2 separate regions of the Homo sapiens genome follow, and region 2 is linked to region 1. A link is a contact called in ENCODE Hi-C data. All regions are on one chromosome and are shown on one strand. The core of a region is the stretch at or near the end of the contact, and the rest is flanking DNA. Distances in the headings are between cores, read along the strand shown.

Evidence for each region. A loop is a pair of places that touch in the nucleus more often than their neighbours do. Pooled maps may share reads with other maps.
Region 2: a pooled map shows a loop between it and region 1 (9-fold over the local background). The contact joins the enhancer-like site here to the promoter of GALNT3 in region 1. A Hi-C loop is called at or near these places in 7 of 50 pooled maps.

What each region holds. Positions count from the first base shown.
Region 1 is chr2:165,792,561-165,796,068 of GRCh38, forward strand. GALNT3 (polypeptide N-acetylgalactosaminyltransferase 3) reads right to left here and starts at 1,687. Exons shown (of 11, transcript NM_004482.4): 1 at 1,455-1,687. LOC124906086 reads left to right here and starts at 1,026. Exons shown (of 6, transcript XM_047446887.1): 1 at 1,026-1,232; 2 at 1,359-1,777; 3 at 2,240-2,519. The coding sequence starts at 1,026. RefSeq lists enhancers at 437-1,343, 1,344-2,249 and silencers at 1,320-1,409, 1,480-1,629.
Region 2 is chr2:164,990,124-164,993,631 of GRCh38, forward strand. No RefSeq gene overlaps it. Among named protein-coding and RNA genes, the nearest start is that of SLC38A11, 36 kb to the left of the region's middle. Within about 2 kb of position 1,813, at least 7 of the 41 ENCODE cell types and tissues checked have a DNase peak (open chromatin) inside an H3K27ac peak, as active enhancers do.

The sequences.
Region 1 (3,508 bases), core at 437-2,936:
AAAAATAACCCCACTACATGTTGCATCAGGCATTTTAAGTAAAACGTGCAATTTAAAAAATATTTTTAAAATGTGTGGAGATAGAACAAAACAATGGAATTGTTATTATTATCAGAAACTTCTACGTAAAAATGTTGGTTAAAGCAATATATAAAGATTGATTCTCGGTACAAATTGCTTGGAAAGTTTAACATGTGCACTAGATTTCAGATATTAAAAGTTAAATTAAAAAAAAGAATCTAATGGCAGCGTGTGACTTTAACCTCATGGATTTTAGCCACAAACGCAAAGAAAAATATATACAATAAAAGAAGCAACAGATTTTCCCACAAGCAGAGATTTTCTAATTAAAATGCTGTCACTTTAATATTTTTTAGCTATAGAATTTGACTGTAAATGTCTTCATTATGTAGTGTAACTTCTATAGCAAGTTATGTTAACGTTTTCAAGAATCGGAAATATTGGTAACTCGATGGGGTTCTTAAAACAGAAATAGTTTCTTTGATGAGTTGGAAAGAGAAGGAAATAAAAGTCTAAGGTAAGCGCCAGTTTCACCCTCAATTCTTAGGCTTCAGAAAAGCCTAATTAGGCAGGGAAAGGAATCTGGGCCTGGCACACCCAAGCTTAGACGTGGCAGGATCCTGAAACAATGTTTTTTTGAACCTTTGAGTCATATGCCACAGGCAAACCATAGCCGCGATATGCAGGTCCTTAAGTCAACAGGTCCTCTAACGAGATGGTGAGTGGTTGGTGCGTGGCAGTTGGATTTCTTCCCGCCACGGAAGAAAAGAACTCTTCTCCATTGATCAGGAAAGTGGGCCCAACTCTGGCCTGGAGAGCGCACCCGGAAAAGTGCAGAGTCGAAACAGAGAGAGAGGGGTGTCCGCGTCCCGGCCACAGAGCCCTTTCCAAACCACTCGGAAACCATTTAAATGGCTCGGCGGCCGCGGTTTGCAGCCTAGAACTGTTTGGGGTCCCCGGCTAGGAAAGTTGCCTGGCAAAGCCATGTCTTTCGCTGTCGCGGGATGTCCTCTCGGGCAGAGAGGCTGGAGGAGACAGGCAACCTGCTAGCCGGAGTGGAAGCGCGCCCGCCTCCCGCCGGGCCCTCCCTCTCAGGGTCCCCACGCTGCGACCCTCCCAAGGGCAAGTCCGGGGCCACCAGGTCTTTGGTCTCCGTCCAGCTCCTCAGGGGCCGCCCCATAGGGACTGGCGGGGGCACCGTGGGCGAGAGGGTGTGACCGGGCTCCCCCCCGAGGCGCCACCTGCCCCTTGGCCCAGGGCGCCCCTTTCGGGATCTCTCCAGGGGCAACCGACACACTGCTCTCGAGACCGTCTCCAACCGGCCACCTGGACCGTAGCCCTGTCCCCAACACGTGAACCCCTGCGGCCGTCCTCCCGCCTGCTCTAACGCAGCCCAGGGGTACCGCGTCTCCCTCCGCCTGCCGCCGGCTTACCTGGCGGGTGGGCAGGGCAGGGTGGCGGGAAGCGGCGGCCGGGCAGGCGCTGGACGTGGGCTAGGCGCCAGGTGCAGGTGGCGGCGGCTGCGACTCCGGTTGCTGTCGCCACAGTTGCGGCTCAGTAGAGCTCCTCCTCCGCCGCCGCCTCCTGCCTTCCCGCTGGGCCTCCCGCGTTGCCTGGAGAGGCAGAACCGAGGCTCGGCTTCCACTTGGAGTCTCCCAGGTGAGCTCCAGCCTGCGACGTCGGCAGGGGCGAGGCCCCACTTCCGCGCCTGCGCGCCAGCCTCCCGCCCCGCCCCAGCCCTACCTGAGCGCTCCAGGTGAGAACCTTGGATCGCGCGCGCAGGGTGGGGGCGCCGTCCGGGCCAAGCCTGGCTGTCGCGCGGCTTCTCTCTGAGTGGTCGGCGAGGCTGCTGCTCCGCGCAAGTTGTGGCTCCCGGCCCATCTACATTGGAGGAATCCTGCACTGACCTGGTGGCAGTGATCACCTTGTAGCCAGAACACAGTCTGCTGGGTCCTTGGGGAACCAGAAGTTCTAGATTTCCCCCACACGGTTCCTCCCTTCCTCCTCGGTTCGCCAAAATGAAGGGGTGCGCTGCCTCCGAGGACCACTTCGGGAGGGCAGCAACTGCTGGCTCATGTGGTTTCTTCGGGCAGGGTTCAGCAGCTTCTGTCACCAGTTAGGTTTCGTGAGCTTCCTTCCCGTGTAGTCTTGATTTCATCACTTGACTCACTTCAGCGCAGCTAGTGGTTTCCGTTTCTGTACGCGGGCGCTCTGGTAGGGGCGCCTCACGTCCAAAGGAGGAGTCTTCTTCCAAAGAAGAGCCTTTGGTATTTGGCAGAGCCTCGCCAATTTGGGGCGCACCTCCCCTTCCTGGGATGCTCTCAGAAGGCAAACCAATTCCCAGAAGAGAGGGAAAAACAGCCACAACAGAGAGAACCTTTGCTGTCCCTGTTTGGAAAGAGATTGGGATTTCCTGGAGAGGGCTTGCTTCTACTGCAGGTTTGTTTAAAAGCTCAACATCTATTCTGGAAGAGAACAACGCAGACTCCAGGAAGATGGTGGGTTTTGCTGTTTTTAAGACAAAAAAAAATTGTTAAACAGTATTTGTTCCATTTATGACACAACTTTCTGTTTCAGCCTTCCTTCTGCTGCTGCAACAAACATTGACACACCCAAAACCAGGACTTAAAATGGCCTTTATACCTTTCTATGAACTCATTTCTTTGGCCCTATCCCAAAGATATCTAGGGATATAAATAGAAAACTAGCTAAAAACTTTTTGGTGTCGTGTTTAATCACATGGTGGTAGGTTTTACTATGAAGTTTAGTTGTGGCCTTCCTCCTACATTTTGACATGCTCTTATGGTGCTTATTCACTGTTTTATTAGTGCTATGCGTGACCTAAAAATAAGGTTTAAAATACAGTTTAGTATAGTATCAACAAGTGTATCTTTAGTATTTGACTACTCTAAGACATTGGTTTTAGCATCCATAGTGCTATTTTATACTAGGACATCTATGAGTTAGGGTTTAAGACTTTAGTAAACTAGGTAGTTCTTTGCTTGTTTTACATGTCATGGTTATTTTGCGAGCACCAAGGAACCTCCATGTATTTGCAACATTTTAATATCAGTACCTACAAGCAATTGCCAAGCTCCCTTTCCCTCCAAAAACAAACAAACAAAAAAATAGTTCAGGAGATACTTGTGTGTATTGATATACTAACTTGGCAGTGTTTTTCCTTAGGTCCAGGTCCAGAACTGAAAATACTAACTACTGAAATTCTCTTCTCCTTCTCCTTCTTCTTCGTTGTGCCACTTTGTCGTTTACCCCTAACCAGAGGTTAATGTTAGTCTTTGGAAAATTTGTAAGGTATCCTAAATGTATAACCAAGAAACCTGTACCCTTTTGCACGCACCACCCATCTCTGAATGAAGAGCCAAAGATTGTCAGAGTTTTGATGTCCCACCAGGCGAAGAGCAACACTTTTCACTGACAATCAGGACAGAGCAGATGGATATAGAATAACAATCTGGAATCCAAGGAC
Region 2 (3,508 bases), core at 563-3,062, 800 kb before region 1:
AGAGGTTTGGTTTGGTACATCAATTGAGTAGTCATTAGTATAAAAATGACAACTGGGCTGGGTGTGGTGGCTCATGCTCGTAATCCTAGCACTTTGGGAGGCCGAGGCGGGTGGATCACCTGAGGTCAGGAGTTCGAGACCAGCCTGGCCAACATGATGAAACCCTATCTCTACTAAAAACACAAAAAATTAGCTGGGTGTGGTGGTGGGCACCTGTAATCCCAGCTAATCGGGGGACTGAGGCAGGAGAATTGCTTGAACCTGGGGGGTGGAGGTTGCAGTGAGCTGAGATCGCACCACTTCACTCCAGCCTGGGCAAAAGAGTGAAGCTCTATCTTAAAAAACAAAAAACAACAACAACAAAAAACCATCTGGTGCTAGAAGGCAGGATTGGTAGGCAAAGGGGAAGTAAGTGGAGAGAGATTGGGATTGAGGACCCAGTCTTGCAGCAAGAAGAGGAAGCAAGTTATTGAAGGAGATGTGAAAGCCAGGTAGAGAGGTAAGAGAAACCTATTACAATGGCCCCATCACAGCGGGCCTTCACAGTCACACAAGCTTCACATTTGGATCTCTAAATGAGATCATGTCTCTATATTTTGTGAATATGTATTAAACTTTTAATTTAGAAGCAATAAATATTTAAAACATATGGAAATGTTGGGACGCTTTAAAAGAAATGGGCTGTGTGTGGTGGTCACATCTGTAATCCCAGTGCTTTGGGAAGCTGAGGTGGGAGGACTGATTGAGCCCAGGAGTTTGAGACCAACCTAGGCAACATATTAAGACCCTGCCTCTACCAAAAAAAAAAAAAGAAAAAAAAAAGTTGGGTATGGTGGCACATACCCATAGTCCCAGCTACTTGGGAGGCTGAGATGGCAGGATTGCTGGAGCCCAGGAATTTGAGGCTGCAGTGAGTCATGATCACACCACTGCACTGCAGCCTGAGCAACAGAGCAAGACTCTGTCTCAAAAAATAAATAAATCAATGAAAGAAATAAAAGTTGCTTGGATTCTTACTAACTTGTGATTAGTCCTGGGAGGAAAATCAGAAGACTGTTCCAGGAACAGGCAATTGAGGATGTCAGAAAAGTCAGATGTTGGCAAGATGTCAAAGAGAATAAGAACTGAGAGAAGACCATGATGTTCAGCAAGGGGGGCCACTAGAGCTCCATAAGAGAGAGGCCTGGGTATTGTGGTCAGAGGAAGTCAAGGAATTAGTAAATGCTAAAGAAAGTGGGACAGGTCTCAAGCATCCTTTAGAGAAGTTTGGCAATTAGAAGCATGTGTGTGTGTGTGTGTGTGTGTGTGTGTGTGTGCCACTGTTCATTTTTACCTCTCATCTCCTATCTCATCCAATACCTAATATTCTCTAGGGAAATGGAATCCTGGCTGAAAGGCAGGCTTGTCCTTCAGCTGTCACAGTGCCCAAGAAGTGCACAGAAGGGAGTCCTTTTTTTTTTTTTTTAAATTTATGCTGTGGTTCTGGGAGCCAGAGATAGAGAAAAAAAAAGTTGTCCTGGAGTCTGTTGCATTGTGACTGAATCAAGTTATCCATAAAAGGACTCAAAAGAGGAGTCTGGGTTCACAGCTTAAAGGAATGAGGCTAAACAGCAGAAAGGCTCAAGCAACCACTGGTGGAGGGGAACAAGTAAGAACTTGTCTGGAGAAGTTTGGAGCCAAGTATAAATACCCACTGCTGACATTCACACATTCCCAGCTTGCTTGTCCAAGGGCAAGCAGGAGTCATTCAGAGCCTGAACTTAATAGGCATCTAATATTGCTATGTGTTGTTATATCTCAACCACCACCAACACCACCACTCCCAGCTAGCACTCACAGAGCACCTGACCTGGGAACAGTGCCTGAATCAGAAACAGAAACTTCTAGACTGATGTGGTTCAGTGGTGCTTACATAGGCTATTGTTTACTACATCTGCACCAACCTTTCAGGAAGCATTTGGCTTGTACATTTAGCTCTGTGGCCCACTGAAGAGAATTTCCTGTGGGCAGTGGGGTGAGGAACCCTGCCTTAATCTGCTTCTCAGGTATTCTTCTCCCTTGCTTTTATGTGTCAGAATCTGTATAATCCTTGTAGGGCCTATCCAGGAGTAGGCAGAGCCAGAGTGCCCATTCCTGATGTCCACAAAGTACAGCAATGCACCCAGGCTTGATTTGGAGCCACTCTTGCCTTCCTGACTGTTTTCAAAGATATGTTGCATGGCCTCTGAGCCAGTGCAACAAGACTTGCAGGCATTGGTATTTGCATAACAAATAGTAATTTTTTTTTGCTTAAATAAGGGAAATAGGGAATATTTATCATAGCTATACATTTATTCATTTAATTCCTATTTATTTATTCATTCATTTATTCAAACATTTCTTAAGCATGCACCACGTGTCATGCCTATCTTAGAGGCCACAAAGGTTCTAAAACTATTACGTGCCGACAGAAAAAGAGACCCATATACATGTAGCATTATGTCTTATTGGAATTCAGAGCAGGAAGAGAACACATCTGGCTGGGGGCAGGATGAGGAAGGACCTGATAAATTTTCTATTGAACAATTACTCTAAGTGTGCTTTCTTTAGATGGTAAGGATTAGACCAGGATTCAAGATTACTGGATTTTGAGTCAAAGTTTGAACTCCTTGGGGGAAAATCTGCATATATGCAGAGTCATGGTGGTAATTACAGTATTAAGCCCCATTTTGGAACACTTTGATCTGATCTGATTTAAAATTTTATTTCCTGAAAGGTTTACTCACGTCATATTAAGGTACTCTAGTCTTTTTATTTGCAAACTCATTTAAAATCTAAATACTGCTCTCTGCTTTGGACTTGGCTGCTTTTCAATAACAGGAAGGAATACTGTTTTCATCAGTTTTGTATATCCGCCACGAGAGGGCAGCATTTTACTTCTTTTAAGATTTAACGCTGTTCTACAAAATGCTGAGCTGTGCCTGGAGGGCTTTGTGATGTGGAAAATCTTCAGAAATGTTCAGTGAAACCCAGCATCCTCTGATTCATCTTTAAAGAGGAGAAAAAAATATTCTACGTGACTCTATTACCAATCTTTGGGCAGAGAACCAAATAATTTGGCCAGGCTCTCAATCTTTGTGGTTGAAAAGTTATCAGGAAATTTAAAATGTAAATTCATAGTTACAGAGCCACTAGTGAAAATTTGCTTTTTAATGAACTTTTTTTTTGGTCTATATTTTCACCCTCTGGGGTGGGGGCTCTTTTAAATGCGCCTGTTTAACCATACTGCATCCAGAAATGTATACATATCACAAACCTGTTGGTAATGACACCAATGCAAGCTCCGTTTCCCTTCCAGTCATCTGTGGACCACACCTACACCAGCGCTTCCTTCTGCGCATCCTATGGCACCTGTCTACTTCCTGTTTTGGGAATCCCCACAGAGGCTAGCACAGTGCTGAACTTGTAAAAAGTACGCAATAAATGATCCTCTTCCTGAACGACATTGGATGATAATAAAATCTCTTGT